2 separate regions of the Homo sapiens genome follow, and region 1 is linked to region 2. Evidence: read pairs that join two places in POLR2A ChIA-PET (ENCODE). Cell type or tissue: Panc1. All regions are shown on one strand.

The links. Peaks named below come from ENCODE experiments on the same cell type or tissue, not always from the same donor. Only the 100,000 strongest peaks of a DNase experiment are listed, where the experiment ranks them.
Region 1: POLR2A ChIA-PET joins it to region 2 with 10 read pairs; 3 of 35 experiments call an interaction of 5 or more read pairs at or near these places.

Annotation. Positions count from the first base shown.
Region 1 is chr16:67,940,649-67,948,648 of GRCh38, reverse strand. LCAT (lecithin-cholesterol acyltransferase) reads left to right here and starts at 4,529. Exons shown (of 6, transcript NM_000229.2): 1 at 4,529-4,701; 2 at 5,437-5,593; 3 at 5,673-5,788; 4 at 5,883-5,978; 5 at 6,062-6,286. The coding sequence starts at 4,548. SLC12A4 (solute carrier family 12 member 4) reads left to right here. Exons shown (of 24, transcript NM_005072.5): 14 at 490-588; 15 at 861-980; 16 at 1,214-1,318; 17 at 1,544-1,712; 18 at 2,016-2,211; 19 at 2,309-2,478; 20 at 2,567-2,698; 21 at 2,778-2,885; 22 at 3,096-3,280; 23 at 3,429-3,562; 24 at 3,718-5,175. The coding sequence ends at 3,809. RefSeq lists enhancers at 5,398-6,297, 6,281-6,330. In Panc1, CTCF peaks have their summits at 6,161 and 6,379; a DNase peak (open chromatin) is centred at 6,388.
Region 2 is chr16:68,213,806-68,221,805 of GRCh38, reverse strand. All of the region lies in intron 9 of NFATC3 (nuclear factor of activated T cells 3), which reads right to left. Among named protein-coding and RNA genes, the nearest start is that of MIR6773, 16 kb to the left of the region's middle. In Panc1, no CTCF peak of the experiment used is centred here; no DNase peak of the experiment used is centred here.

The DNA.
Region 1 (8,000 bases), 270 kb after region 2:
CTGGAGGGCTCATGCAGCTGGCCCTGCCCATGCGTGGGACTCCCACGCCCACCGCAGTGACTCTTAAGTATCTCTGACTGGTTGCATTCAAATGGTCCAGCTTATCTTCCATCCTCCCCTTCATGCATGGCAGCCTCTCATCCAGCTGGTCACTCAGGCCAGAGGCCTGAATGTGGCCTAGAGTCTCCAGGCACTGAGCTCTTCCTGCTGCCCCTGCACCACCCTCTTCAGCTCTGCCCTGTTACTCCCCTTCCTACCTCCTCCAACAGCAAACCCTTGCCCATCCTCTGCGATCTGGCTCCGAGGACTCCTCCACAGTAGTCTCATTGCCTCAGGCCATGGAGGTGGCAGCAATGAGGTTGAGAAGACCTTGCTGAGCCATGCAGGGCAGGGCCGGGCCACGCCCCGTTTCTGGGCCAGGCCCAGCCTGACATCAGGTCCCCAGCTGCCGAGGAGGCTGCTCTTCGCCAACCGCCCTCTGTGCCGCAGGTTCTTTCTGATGTGCTACCTGTTCGTGAACCTCGCCTGTGCGGTGCAGACACTCCTGAGGACCCCCAACTGGCGGCCCCGGTTCAAGTACTATCACTGGTGAGCCATGCCTCTGACACGGGAGACCCTGGGGAGGCCAGGAGCCTCATTCTGGGTGAGGCTTGGGTTTCCTGGGTAGGGAGCTCTTGAAACACTGTGGGGAGGGAGATTATAGGGCTGCGGGGGACTGGACCTAGGTCTTACACCCAGTGACCTGACCACCCACCTGGGACCTCCCACCCGGGACCTGACAGGGCTACCAGGGCATGGGCCAGGCTGTGGCCAGGGGTCCTCCTGGTCCTGCCCTGACTCTGCCCTCCCCTCTCGTCCAGGGCGCTGTCCTTCCTGGGCATGAGTCTCTGCCTGGCCCTTATGTTTGTCTCCTCCTGGTACTATGCCCTGGTGGCCATGCTCATCGCCGGCATGATCTACAAATACATCGAGTACCAAGGGTGAGTGAGCACTGCCACCTGGCCTCTGCCAGCTGAGGGGGCCCGGCCGAGCAGGCAGGGTGGTCTGGCATTGGGGTGGGCAGGGAGCTGGGCCACCGTGGGTGCCAGGACTGGGGACTGTAACTCAGGACCCCTGGGTGGTCTTGAGGGGCAGAACCCCTCCACCTCGCATCCACATAGACAGAACCCCCTGGGCGGCACCAGGGGCTCACCAGCTGTGGTGGAATCTGCAGGGCTGAGAAGGAGTGGGGTGACGGGATCCGAGGCCTGTCCCTGAGCGCTGCCCGCTACGCGCTGTTGCGGCTGGAGGAGGGGCCTCCTCACACCAAGAACTGGCGGTGAGTTCCCGCCAGACCCTGGCCAGGGCGCAGAGGTTCTTAGGGGTCGCTGTCGGGGTCAGAGGGTCGAGAGGTGCCGGCTCCCCATCCTGGGGCTGCCCGGGGCACCCTCCTGGGCCATGCTACCCAAACCTGCAGGGACCACGACCCGAGAAGGGAAGAAGAGGAGGGGCTCCCTAGAACGGCCGGCCCTGGTCTCAGGCTCCCCCCACCCGGCCACTGCAGGCCGCAGCTGCTGGTGCTGCTGAAGCTGGACGAGGACCTCCACGTGAAGTACCCGCGGCTCCTCACCTTCGCCTCCCAGCTCAAGGCTGGCAAGGGCCTGACCATTGTTGGTTCTGTCATCCAGGGGAGCTTCTTGGAGAGCTATGGCGAGGCTCAGGCCGCCGAGCAGGTACTTGCTTTGGGGAGGGAGAGCTGAGCCAGACTACAGGGGTCTGGACTGCAGCTGGCACGGAGGGGAGGGCCCAGTCTTGGCCAGGGTGGCCAGCCAGGCAGCCAGCACTGCTGCCACCTGAGAGCTGGCACAAGGGGGAGCCAGCAGTCCCATCTTGAAAACTTGGCCTCTGGGTAGGCAGCTTGTTGCCCCCAGGCCCTCCTCCACCCAAAAGTCGTTTTGTTCCCGAGGGGCCTTGGGAGGGAGCCCAGAGGCAGGAAGCTGATGGCCTCCCATTGGCCCTGGGTGTGTTCCCCACAGACCATCAAGAACATGATGGAAATTGAGAAGGTGAAGGGCTTCTGCCAGGTGGTGGTGGCCAGCAAGGTGCGGGAGGGGCTGGCCCACCTCATCCAGTCCTGTGGCCTGGGAGGCATGCGGCATAACTCCGTGGTGCTGGGCTGGCCCTACGGCTGGCGACAGAGCGAGGACCCCCGTGCCTGGAAGACCTTCATTGGTGTGTGAAGGCCTGGGGCCTGGTGGGCAGGGGTGAAGTGAGGTGGCAGTGGGCGGAGGGCCACAGACTGGTGGTCAGCCGTGCTCCTCCTCCCCAGACACCGTGCGCTGCACTACGGCTGCCCACCTGGCCCTGCTCGTGCCCAAGAACATCGCCTTCTACCCCAGCAACCACGAGCGCTACCTGGAGGGCCACATAGACGTGTGGTGGATCGTGCACGATGGTGGCATGCTCATGCTTCTGCCCTTCCTGCTGCGCCAGCATAAGGTAGACCAGGGGGTGGGTGCAGATGAGAGGGGCTAGGCCCTTGGAGGAGCAGCTGTGACCAAACCGCCCACCTGGTCCCTTGCCTCAGGTCTGGAGGAAGTGCCGGATGCGCATCTTCACAGTGGCCCAGATGGATGACAACAGCATCCAGATGAAGAAGGACCTGGCTGTCTTTCTGTACCATCTGCGCCTTGAGGCCGAGGTGGAGGTGGTGGAGATGGTGAGCCCTCTGCCCTGCCCTGGCCCCGTGGATACCATGTCCCGTGCAGCTGGGTCCTCACGGCCAACCCTGTCCCCAGCATAACAGTGACATCTCTGCATACACCTACGAGCGGACGCTGATGATGGAGCAGCGGTCGCAGATGCTGCGGCAGATGAGACTGACCAAGACTGAGCGGGAGCGAGAAGTCAGTGCCCTTTGTGGTTCACGCCAGGGCGGGTGGCAGGGTCAGGCCTTTGGAGACCGCATCGGTGGGTGCGGAGGAATCAGAATGACTCACCGCAGCCCTACCCAAGCTAGTGCTCATTTCCCGGAGGCAAGGTGGTCACATTGGGCCAGACAGGCCCCATCCCCCTTTTCCTATGGGACCAAGGCTATCTCCTGCAATTGTCCTCAGGCCCAGCTGGTCAAGGATCGGCACTCGGCCCTGCGGCTGGAGAGCCTGTACTCGGACGAGGAAGATGAGTCTGCAGTGGGGGCTGACAAGATCCAGATGACGTGGACCAGGGACAAGTACATGACTGAGACCTGGGACCCCAGCCATGCCCCTGACAATTTCCGGGAGCTGGTGCACATTAAGCCGTGAGTGCAGCAAAAACAGCCCCAGCGGCACTGGAATCTAGGGGTGGAGGTGGGGTGGGGCAGACAAGTAGTGTTAGATGGGCCAGGGGTGGGGACCCTCCTTGCAGGATGGCTCATGGCGACCTGTGACTGGCTACACTACGTGTAGGGACCAATCCAATGTGCGGCGCATGCACACTGCTGTGAAGCTCAATGAAGTCATTGTCACGCGCTCCCACGACGCCCGCCTGGTTCTCCTAAACATGCCTGGCCCACCCAGGAACAGTGAGGGCGACGAGAACTGTATCCCTTTGTGGAGAGGCAGGCAGTTGGGAGGTGGATAGCATGGGAGGTCAAGCCAGCGGCTTCTCTCCTGGGCACCCCTGGGTGGGCATGGCCCAGGTGGCCCGGGTTGCCCGTTGATTCTGTTGTTGCCTCCTTGACTTGAGGCCCTGCAGACATGGAGTTCCTCGAGGTGCTGACCGAGGGCCTTGAGCGGGTGCTGTTGGTGCGCGGTGGTGGCCGTGAAGTCATCACCATCTACTCCTGAGCCCAGTGTCATCTTGTGGCCTGGAGTCGAGGTCTTGGCCAGGACATAACAAGCTGTGGTCTGGGGTAACAGCCTCTTCCCAGCACCCACCTGCCAGCCCTGCTTGCCTGGCCCTGTCCTGGACCCAGCTTTGCTAGGTCTCCTTGGAAACCAGGCCTGGGCCTCAAAATGGAGATGGATCCCAGGTCTTGTGGGACCCTGGGATGTTTGGGGACTTTACTATCTAGCACCCCAGTAGGCCTGTCCTGGCCAGAGAAGACTGGTAGGGGCCGAGTGGGGTTTGAAGGCAGCCGGCCCGGCCCAGCCCAGGAGCGCTATTTATTGCATATTTATTGTTTGGATGTCACCATCAGAGACGAAGGGAAGGGTAGCCAGGGAGGGAGTCCAGCCCAGCTGCCTGCAGGAAGATCTGGCTCAGTCTACTATGGGCAGGGCCCCCCACCAAGCTGAGCCGAATGGAGACAGCTGAGCTGAGGCCTGACTTTTTCAATAAAACATTGTGTAGTTCTGGGCCTCCTGCTGCCCCGGCTCTGTTTCCCCTGGCGCCAAGAGAAGAAGGCGGAACTGAACCCAGGCCCAGAGCCGGCTCCCTGAGGCTGTGCCCCTTTCCGGCAATCTCTGGCCACAACCCCCACTGGCCAGGCCGTCCCTCCCACTGGCCCTAGGGCCCCTCCCACTCCCACACCAGATAAGGACAGCCCAGTGCCGCTTTCTCTGGCAGTAGGCACCAGGGCTGGAATGGGGCCGCCCGGCTCCCCATGGCAGTGGGTGACGCTGCTGCTGGGGCTGCTGCTCCCTCCTGCCGCCCCCTTCTGGCTCCTCAATGTGCTCTTCCCCCCGCACACCACGCCCAAGGCTGAGCTCAGTAACCACACACGGCCCGTCATCCTCGGTAAGCCCCCACCAGGCCCCTGATGCACCACGCCAGACCCTGGGGAGCCTGGGCCCCAGCCCCTGGCAGCTGACCTGGCCAAAGCCCTTCTGCCCTGCATAAGCCCCGACATAAGTACCTGCCCTGGTGTGGGGAGGGGCCAAAAGCTTGTCCCTTAGAGGAATGACGTCCCTTCTCCCACCACACTGTGACTCTCAGTTGTCTAACCCAGGGGGGGCGGAGTGGGGGACGGGGTGTGCCTGAGGTCTTGGCTGGGGCATCACAAGCTGTGGTCAGTCACAGCCACACCAGACTCTGGGCCAAGCCCCACCACTCCTTCCTTGGCCCCCACCCACCAAGGACAAGATGCCCAGCCCAGGATCGGTGAGCAGGAGAGGCCCATCCATGCCCGGCCCCTATTAGGCCCAGCCCCCATGCCCCCAGACCTATCTGTTCCCACCTTGGACTTTGGCAATAAAGGAGCGCCAGACTGGGTGTTTGCTCTGCAGAGGCAGGGGTCAGCGGCCTTGGCCTCAGCACCTCAGCGCCTTCCCTTCCTCAGGGAAGCCTGGGCTTTGGCTACTGGGGGGACAGCAGGGAGAGGGGGTGTAAGCAGGGGAGGGTAAGTGTGCTTTGTACCTGGGGGTTGAGGGTATGGGAGGTGGGGGGTGGGTCTGGTCACTGCAGCATCTGGGGTGACGGGGGTAAGGGTCACGGGGGGAATCCAGAGTCCAGAGTGAGGGCTGCTGCTCACAGTGCCCGGCTGCCTGGGGAATCAGCTAGAAGCCAAGCTGGACAAACCAGATGTGGTGAACTGGATGTGCTACCGCAAGACAGAGGACTTCTTCACCATCTGGCTGGATCTCAACATGTTCCTACCCCTTGGGGTAGACTGCTGGATCGATAACACCAGGTACAGCCATGTGCTCCACCCTAGCCCCAACACGCTGCCCCTTGGCTACTGGCTGCTGAGTGGCACCCCCGCCCCGCAGGGTTGTCTACAACCGGAGCTCTGGGCTCGTGTCCAACGCCCCTGGTGTCCAGATCCGCGTCCCTGGCTTTGGCAAGACCTACTCTGTGGAGTACCTGGACAGCAGCAAGCTGGCAGGTTTGTGTCAGAGGGCAGGGCTGGGGCTCCAGGCCTGGGTGCTGGCCCACAGCAGGCATGGCCCAAGCCCCCGGTGCTGCTGGTCCCCCCACAGGGTACCTGCACACACTGGTGCAGAACCTGGTCAACAATGGCTACGTGCGGGACGAGACTGTGCGCGCCGCCCCCTATGACTGGCGGCTGGAGCCCGGTGAGTGTCTCTGCGGATGACCGGCTTGGGGTGGGGCAGGTGCCCCAGACCCCAGCTGCCCTGACCCCTTCCACCCGCTGCAGGCCAGCAGGAGGAGTACTACCGCAAGCTCGCAGGGCTGGTGGAGGAGATGCACGCTGCCTATGGGAAGCCTGTCTTCCTCATTGGCCACAGCCTCGGCTGTCTACACTTGCTCTATTTCCTGCTGCGCCAGCCCCAGGCCTGGAAGGACCGCTTTATTGATGGCTTCATCTCTCTTGGGGCTCCCTGGGGTGGCTCCATCAAGCCCATGCTGGTCTTGGCCTCAGGTGAGAAGGCCTCGAACACTTAGGTCCAGCGATGGGTGAGACCAAGCTGATCCTGGGCCTGCCTTCATTGCGGCTCCTGCTCACAGTGGCCTCTAGGGGTGCTATCTACCACTCCTGGGCTGGCATGCTTGCTGTCACTGGCCCCCAGAGCAGTGACCCTGGCCTGAGCAATTAGGGTGGCTCCTTCCAGAGTCTGTGTCAGTGATGGCAAAGGGGCAGTGAACACAGAAAGTGAATCCCAGCTATCTGCTCCCAGGGTTTGTTCTTGTAGCCCCAGAGCCTGCCTGCCCAGCCCTTGCCTGCCTTCCACTTGCTCGCAGGAGTGCCTTTGCCCAGGGATGTGCTTCACTGAGGATGGATCTGCCAGAGCTAGGGCCAGACCCCCCGAGGCCCCACCTGCTCTTCCCTAGGGAGTGGCACCAGGGCCCAGCACTGACACAGCTACCACCTACTCCCCACCCCCTGTACCCTGGGAGCTGGTCTGGAGAGAGAAACACAGTCTGGACAAGAGAAACGCTCATCAGACACCACCAATAAACATCAAACAGACACCATCTTGTTTCCCCCTTTCTGGAGCACAACTCTGTGGCCCCCATTGCTGCATAAGCCACACAAGGAGCAGAAAGACACATGCCCGAGGGAGGACAGCCAGCACCGCCCCCACCATCCCCACACATCCTGGGCCTCACCCACCATCCCCACACACCCTGGTCCTCAGGAAGCCCCGCCTACTTTTTTTTTTCTTTTTCAGACAGGGTCATTCTGTCGCCCAGGCTGGAGTGCAGTGGCGTGATCATAGCCGCAGTCTCAATCTCCCTGGCCCAAGCAATCCTCCTGCCTCAGCCTCCTGGTTAGCTGAGACTATAGGCACACAACACCACACCTAATTTATTTTTGTTTTTTAGTAGAGATGAGGTCTTGCTATGTTGCCCAGGCTGGTCTCAAACTCTTCACCTTAAGTGATCTTCCTGCCTCAGCCTCCCGAAGTGCTGGGATTACAGGCGTGAGCTACTGTGCTGGGCCTTTTAAAAAATGTTTATTTGTTTATTTATGTATTTTGAGATGGAGTCTCGCTCTGTTTCCCAGGCTGGAGTGCAGTAGTGCAATCTCCACTCACTGCAACCTCCATCTCCCCAGTTCAAGTGATTCTTCTGCCTCAGCCTCCCTAGTAGCTAGGATCACAGGCATGTGCCACCACGCCTGGCTAATTTTTATATTTTTAGTAGAGATTAGGTTTCCCCATGTTGGCCAGGCTGGTCTCGAACTCCTGACCTTAAGTCATCTGCCTGCCTCGGCCTCCCAAAGTGCTAGGATTACAGGTGTGAGCCACCGTACCCGGCCCTATTTATTTATTTTTTAAGCTGGAATCTCACTGTGTCACCCAGGCTACAGTGCAGTGGTGCGATCATAGTTTACTGTAACCTCAAATTCCTAGGCTCAAGCAATCTTCCTGCCTTTGCCTCCTGAGTAGCTAGGACTAGAGGTGCACTCCACTAAGCCCAGCTGATTTTTTTTTTTTTTTTTTTTGTAGAGACAGGGTCTCACTGCATTGCCTAGTCTGGTCACGGACTCCTGGCCTCAAGTGATCCTCCTGCCTCAGCCTCCCAAAGTGTTGGGATTACAGGGGTGAGCCATGGTGCCTGTCCCTGCCATCCTTTTGAAGCCCTACAGCTCCACCCAACAGAGGTCTTATCAGGGCTTCTCATTGAGTAAG
Region 2 (8,000 bases):
TCTGCTGTTCCTTTGCCTGGTGTGCCTCACCTTACTTAGCTGAAGGAACCTGGAAAGTTCCTGACAGTTTAGGATTTTAAGACTATGTTAAAGTCAGAAGATTTTCCACAAAGTAGTGCTCAAGCGGACTATACTCAACTATACATTATACTACAGGATTCACTTATTTATGAATTCACCAGCAGTCAGGAGATTTAAGTTCCAACGGGGCAGACTTTCTCTATCTTGTTTTCCCCTGAATCCCTAGTGCTTACATATATTGAGTACTAAATAAAATTACTTGCCAACTGAATCTTTAAAACAATTTGGGGACTTGGAACAATGACAACAAAAATCATGCTCAAGTAATTGCTACAGGTGAGCACTGAATATAAATTTTAGGCTAGGGAGTCAGAACTGCAACAAAGTGCTTTCACAGACCTTTAGCAATAACTTGAGCCGAGTGTTAATCATGCAAGTCCTCTGCTTTCCTTCTCCCTCACTTCTCCCTCGGGCTGGGGGCTCTGGGTTCAGGCTCTCACCTCTAGATTCCTCAGATATCTTCCTGCTGGGACTGGCCAAAACGTAGGTCTCAACTGAAGCAAGTCAAAATTATTACTGGTAAACAAATCTATGATGTAATGTAAATGTAAGTCATTAGCAATCTTGATAAGCACAATTTTTAAGTTGTTAAAAATACTAATGCTTGCAATTTAATTTTTCAAGTCATCTTGAATGGATATATGCATGAATTTGCTAATTTATTTAAACTGTAATCCAGGCCAGGTGCCATGGCTCATGCCTGTTATCCCAACACTAGGGGAAGCCAAGGCAGGAAGATTGTTTGAGGCCAGGAGTTCAAGAAGAGCCTGGCCAACAAACAAAGTGACAATTTTTTTTTTTTTTCTGAGACAGAGTCTCCCTCTGTCTCCCAGGCTGGAGTGCGGTGGCGCAATCTCAGCTCACTGCAAGCTCCGCCTCCCAAGTTCACGCCATTCTCTTGTCTCAGCCTCCCGAGTAGCTGGGACTATAGGCGCCCGCCACAATGCCTGGCTATTTTTTTTTTTTTGTATTTTTTTTTTTAGTAGAGACGGGGTTTCACCGTGTTAGCCAGGATGGTGTCGATCTCCTGACCTCGTGATCCACCTGCCTCGACCTCCCAAAGTGCCGGGATTACAGGCGTGAGCCACCCTGCCCGGCCGGGACAATTTGTCTCTTAAAAAAAAAAAAAAGGAAAAATAAACTCTAGTCCACTAAGTATGTGAGGTGGTTTCCTATTTTTTTCACCAATTTAAGATAAGAGTATAAGGAATTGTTTATGCCCCTAATGTACAATTTTATCATTTTTCTTCCCCCCAATTTTTTTGAGATAGAGTCTTACTCTGTCACCCAGGCTAGAGTGCAGTGGTGTGGTCTTGGCTCACTGCAACTGCTGCCTCCCACCCAGCTAATTTTTGTATTTTTGGTAGAAACGAGGTTTCTGCCATGTTGGCCAGGTTGGTCTCAAACTCCTGACCTCACATGATCTGGCCACCTCGGCCTCTCAAAATGCTGGGATTACAGGCGTGAGTCACCGCACCCAGCCCTCATTTTCCTCCCTTTAAAGAGCAAAGTGAATTAAAAGCCTAGAACAAGAGTGAACAGTCCTCAATAAGGGTGCTAACAGGTTATGTAGGTCACAGGATCTGGCACACTTTTGGCAGCCACCATCTGTGACTTCCACTACCCCAACACCTGAATTTGCCTGTGCCACCACAACAAAAGTAGAGTCACAGCTATCAATAATGTTTGCTGTAAGAGAAAAAGTTCGTATTCAAGAAATGTTCAAATTGGCAGTCCACTGGAATGCTATTTCTACACACAAGAATGAGGTGCTTGAGTACCAATAGGACTCTTATTTAGAGCTATTTCCCATGCTTAAGAATTCAAAGTTAGAACTGACAAGTATATAGTATGGAACCTCACAACCAGGTAGAGAGGGGCAGGGTAACCCAGTGTGCTCCCTCTTTGAAGGGAGTAGATACACACTGCCATATACACAAAATCCCAACGGGCCTTTCTAATTTGCAATTTTGTAAAGGATTTCGGGGTATTTTTAGACTCCATTTATATGTTATTTCCTCTTGAAGCTGCAATGAACATTCACCAAAGTTTGGTCATGTTATTCTTTTCCTGAACCTGAAGATTAAAGGTATTCATCCCCTGGGTAAACAATTTTATGAAGGTGTTATTATTATTATTATTACTATTATTATTTTAGGAGACAGTGTCTTAGTCTGCCACCCAGGCTGGAGTGAAGTGGTGTGATCATAGCTCACTACAGCCGTGAACTCCTAGGCTCAAGCGATCCTCCCGCTTCAGAGCCCTGCCCCAAGTAGCTGGGACTACAGGCATGTGCCACCAAGACCAGCTAATTTATTTTTTTATTTTTATTTATTTTTTTTGAGACAGAGTCTTGCTCTGTCACCTAGGCTGGAGTGCAGTGGCATGATCTCAGCTCACCGCAACCTCCGCCTCCCGGGTTCAAGCAATTCTCCTGCCCCAGCCTCCCAAGTAGCTGGGATTACAGGTACCTGCCACCATGCCCAGCTAATTTTTTTTGTATTTTAGTAGAGGCGGGGTTTCACCATGTTCAGGCTGGTCTCAAACTCCTGACCTTGTGATCTGCCCGCTTCAGCCTCCCAAAGTGCTGGGATTACAGGCGTGAGCCACCGCGCCTGGTCCAGCTGATTTATTTTTGGGGAGGATAGAGACAGGGTCTTATTATGTTGCCCAGGCTGGTCTCGAACTTCTGGCCTCAATTGATCCTTCTACCTCGCCTCGGCCTCCTAAAGCGCTGGCATTACAGGCATGAATCACCGTGCCCAGCCGAGATGTTGTTTTTATAAAATAAAGACTAAATGTATTTTAAAAATGAAGCCTACATGTATGCAATTATTATAAAAGCACCATCTAGGCCGGGCGTGGTGGCTCACGCCTGTAATCTCAGCACTTTGGGAGGCCGAGGCGGGCGGATCATGAGGTCAGGAGATTGGGACCATCCTGGCTAACATGGTGAAACCCCGTCTCTATTAAAAATACAAAAAATTAGCTGGGCGTGGCGGCAGGCACCTGTAGTCCCAGCTACTCAGGAGGCTGAGGCAGGAGAATGGAGTGAACCCATGAGGCAGAGCTTGCAGTGAGCCAAGATCGCACACTGCACTCCAGCCTGGGTGACAGAGTGAGACTCTGTCTCAAAATAAAAAAAAAAAGCACCATCTAAACTAAATACAGGAAAAAATACTGAATTCACCTTTTTTTTTTTTTTTTTTTGAGAGGCTCTCATTCTGTCGCCCAGGCTGGAGTGCAGTGGCACGATCTTGGCTCACTGCAACCTGCACAGCACCAAACCTGGCCAATTTTTTCTTAAATTTTTGGTAGAAACAGGGTTTGCCATGTTGCCCAGGCTGGTCTCAAACTCCTGAACTCAAGTGATCTGTCTGCCTCGGCCTTCCAAAGTGCTGGGATAACAGGCATGAGCCACCATGCCTGGCCTGAATTCACCTATTTATGGCATGAGTTGAGAAATTAATTTGGATTTATCAAAATCTGATTAATTTGGCCAGGTGTGGTGGGTCATGCTTGTAATCCCAGCACTTTGGGAGGTTGAGACAAGAGGATCACTTGAGCCCAGGGAGTTCCAGGATGCAGTAAGCTATGATCGTGCACCACTGCACTCCAGCCTAGGCAACAGTGTGAGACCCTGTCTCCAAATAAAACAAAAAAAAGGGAAAAACCAAAAAATATTCATTTGATTTTTCAAGCTACAGACAGAAATAAGTTCCTGAAAATTTAGAAGGTATCTATGGTAGGCTGCTAATTATCTTAATTCATTCTTCCACAGTAATCGAGGTTTAGTTAGTCACACTGACACCCAGCTACAGAGTATATTTCCTGGCTTCCCCAGTGTAGCTAGGTATGGCCCATGCAATTCGTTTTCTTCAATGAAATGTGAGCAAAAGCGATGTACGTATCTTCCTCATCACTTGCTTGGCCTCCTTCTTCCTCCCTTTTTCCCATCCCTTCCTCGGGCTAAGACTCAGTCATGACTAAGTGGTTTCTCTGCTTTGACAAAACCTAAGGAGAAAGAGGAACAACAAATTGAAAGGAATCTTGATCTCTGAATTATCATGAGGTGTGAGAGAAATTTCCTATGTGGAAATGTCTCTGGGATCTCCATTATACTCACTTAGCTAATACTATTAACAAAAATAAAACTTACCACCATAATTATAACACAGGAAGAATATTTAAGTACTGTAAGCAAGAAAACCAGCTTGAGCTCTTTCATGCCAGATTTTTTTTTTTTTTTTTTTTTTTTTTGAGACAGAGACTAGATCTTGCTCTGTTGCCCAGGCTGGAGTGCAGTGGCATGATCTTGAAAGCTGGAGTGCAGTGGCGTGATCTTGGCTCACTGCAACCTCACCTCCCATGCTCAAGGGAGCCTCCTGCCTCAGCCTCCCGAGTAGCTGGGACTATAGGCATGAGCCACCATGCCCAGCTAATTTTTGTATTTTTTGTAAAGACAAGGTTTCGCCATGTTGCCCAGGCTGGTCTCAAACTCCTGGGCTCAAGCAATCTGCCTACCTCGGCCTCCCAAAGTGTTGGGATTACAGGCATGACCTACTGAATCCAAGCCTAATTATTTTTTTTCTTCTTTTTACCTTATACAATGGGGTGGACTGATAGATTTTTAACTAAGTTATCTCAAATTTCACCCTGAATTCCAGACAGCTTCCTACCATTGAACAGATTAAAAATACATGCACGATTTGAAGATATCCTTCACTTTTTTAATATAAAAAAATTTCACCAGCAATAGATCAGAGATTCACTTTTAACATTAGCTCTAATACTAGTAAAGAAAAATTATTATACCTTTTTTCCCCACCCAACGGATTGAGGGGGAAAATCAGTCCTCTTAAGACTCCTTCCTTTTTAAGAAACCTCTTCTTGGCCGGGTGTAGTGGCTCACACCTGTAATCCTAGCACTTTGAGAGGCCAAGGTTGGCGGATCGCTTGAGGTCAGGCGTTCAAAACCAGCCTGGCCAACACGGTGAAATCCCATCTCTACTAAAAATACAAAATATTAGCCAGGTGTGGTGGCAGGTGCCTGTAATTTCAGCTACTTGGGAGGCTGAGGAAGGAGAATTGTTTGAACCTGGGAGGCGGAGGTTGCAGTGAGCCAGTATGATGCCAATGCACTCCAGCCTAGGCAACAGAGCGAGACTGTCTCAAAAAGAAAAAAAAAAAAGAAAACCTCTTCTATGTGTGATGCTATAATCAACGTCATAACAATGTTTCCTCTAGGAAATGTTTTTAACTGAAAACATTCTACAAAGACAAACATTAAATCTCCAGCTGAGTAAACAGTACACAGGTACTTGAAAGTATATTCAAGTATCAGCATGTACTCTTTTCTATCAGCAAAAGCTGAAATGTGAAAAAAATAAACAACTTCTCTCAATTTGGCTTAAGATGTGAGACTCAGAAGCATTTTAAAATTATCAGAAGAATCCTTTATCCCTATTTTGCTCATTTTGTACATTTTCCTCTGAATAATCTTGTCCATTGTTGACTCCCAAATCTATCTCTAAGGGCCAAACCTGAGCTCCAGACCCAAAAATCCACAGGACCCATTCCACTACCTGTGCTCTGGAACCTCTTCAACACCTTGCGGCATCAATTTTCTTCACTTCTTTGTCTCTATCAACTTGTCTCCCCAGATCCTTCTCATCAGCACTTAATATGTGTAAATCTGGGCCAGCGCGGTGGCTCATGCCTGTCATCCCAGCACTTTGGGAGGCCAAGGTGGGCGGATCACGAGGTCAGGACATCGAGACCATCCTGGCTAACACAGTGAAACCCCATCTCTACTAAAAATACAAAAAATTAGCCGGGCGTGGTGGCAGGCGCCTTGTAGTCCCAGCTACTCGGGAGGCTAAGGCAGGAGAATGGCGTCAACCTGGGAGGCGGAGCGTGCAGTGAGCGGAGATCGCACCACTGCACTCCAGCCTGGGTGGCAGAGCAAGACTCCATCTCAAAAAAAAAAAAAAAAAAAAAAAGTGCAAATCTCTCTATCTCAAAGAAGCAAGCAAGCAAATAAAAACACTCAACCCCATGTTCCCCTCTGTATCTAATTCTTTCTTTCATGGCTTAACATCTTAAAGGAGTTGTCTACACTGCTGTTTCTTCTATGTTCTCACCTCTTATTTACTCAGTCATCCATCGATCCCTTCACTCCACATAATACTTCCTTCTTACCAAGATCATTAGTGACCAACTTGTTGCTTCACACATGGGAAGCACACTGGGCTTAACACTGGAAGAAGTAAGCTTTAGCCTTGGTTTGGCTGTGATGTGACTCAGGTGACTTAACTAATCCTTCTGCAACTTATTTTCTCACCCCTAATATGAGGAAATTATTTTAAATCCTCTGGTTATAACTCTCCTGAGAGTTTTATATACATTCAATGCAGGAATTAAGTCACCACTCCTCTCATGGTTGGACAAGAATGATGTGAGACCAGGGTAGGCCCAGTTCTGGGAGAAGTTAGGGTTTTGGTATCTTGTCTGATAGGTCATCAGGAAGCTGCAGAAACCTAAATATAAAGGTTTGGGTAGTGAACATGATTTCCAAGGCCCCTTCCAAATCCAGATTCATTTTAAAATAAAATTCAAATGGCATTTAGGAAGGTATAATCTGTGTATTTATAATTTCTATCATATATTTTCTTAAGTGGCTTTCATAGTATTTGAAGAAAGGAGCCAACATGACAGCAAGGAACAGCTTCGTTCCTCCTTGGCTGCTGAGTCTAGAAGCCTAAGCCTAGACACAGACACTGGCTCTAGTACTACAGCTTTCTTCCAAGTAGAGCCCCAGAGGACTACCGGAAGTGCAAACATGGGCCCACAGGGGAGGCTAGGGATAAATATTCTGGGTTGCCTCTGAAAAACGGACAAAATTTCCTGATTTCATTCACATCAAAAGTTAAGAGTACTTGACCAGGAATGAGTAGGCTTACATACCTGATCAGCAACCAAATTTACTGAGCAACCCAAACCATATAGAATTCATAGATACGAAACCTCTTTCTGCTTTGGTCTAATAAATCTAAGTAAACACTTCCCTTTCATTCAAGAATAAAATCATAAGCACAAGTGTAAGAGCCTGAGTGTGGTTAAGTTTAAAAAGCAGAGTCTTTTAGTCAAAGTGTAGTTCCAAAGATAATGAGTGGGCCTACCAGAAAATGCCCGTGCATACCCCCTCCTCTGTAGCACATGCAAATCCAGCCACTGCATGCAAATACCAGACTTGGGCACAAAAACAATGACACATTTCAATCAACACTCACCCTCTAGATTCTCCAGAAAGGAGCTGGACATGAGAGCACACTGTGGTTAGGCCATTTCTCTGCTGAACCTGATGGCTGGTGTTCCAAGTCAGATATAAATTGGTCTGTGTCAAAGAAGACAACATCACTACTGAATGGAACAAACCAGAGGGTGAACTTAATCTACTACAGTGCCCAGCCTGTTTTTTTTCTATAATCAAAAGGAATTTAACTGTCTTTTACTTGTCAATCACTGCATAAAATGGCTCTCCACATTTTATTAGATAAAATAAATACTGGAGTTCAGATAGCTCAGGTACTAAGATGATTCTTTTAAAAATTTGAAGGGCAATAACTTTAAGAGTTACAATTATGGTTTTCAGTGGTTTTAAGGGATAAATTCAGCTTTAAATAAACTAGTTTTTATTACATTATATCTATTAGTAGTTCCCAAATACTTGGCTAAGGCTACATCAAAATTATCTGGGCAACTGATAAAAATATAAACTCCTGAATGTTTTATAAAAATACAAACTCAAACCACAAAATCAAAATCTTCAAGGGTAGCAGCCCAGAAAACTATATGTACAGCCAAATCTGGGAGTCATGGAAGAGTATTTTTTTTGAGATGGAGTCTCACTCTGTCAC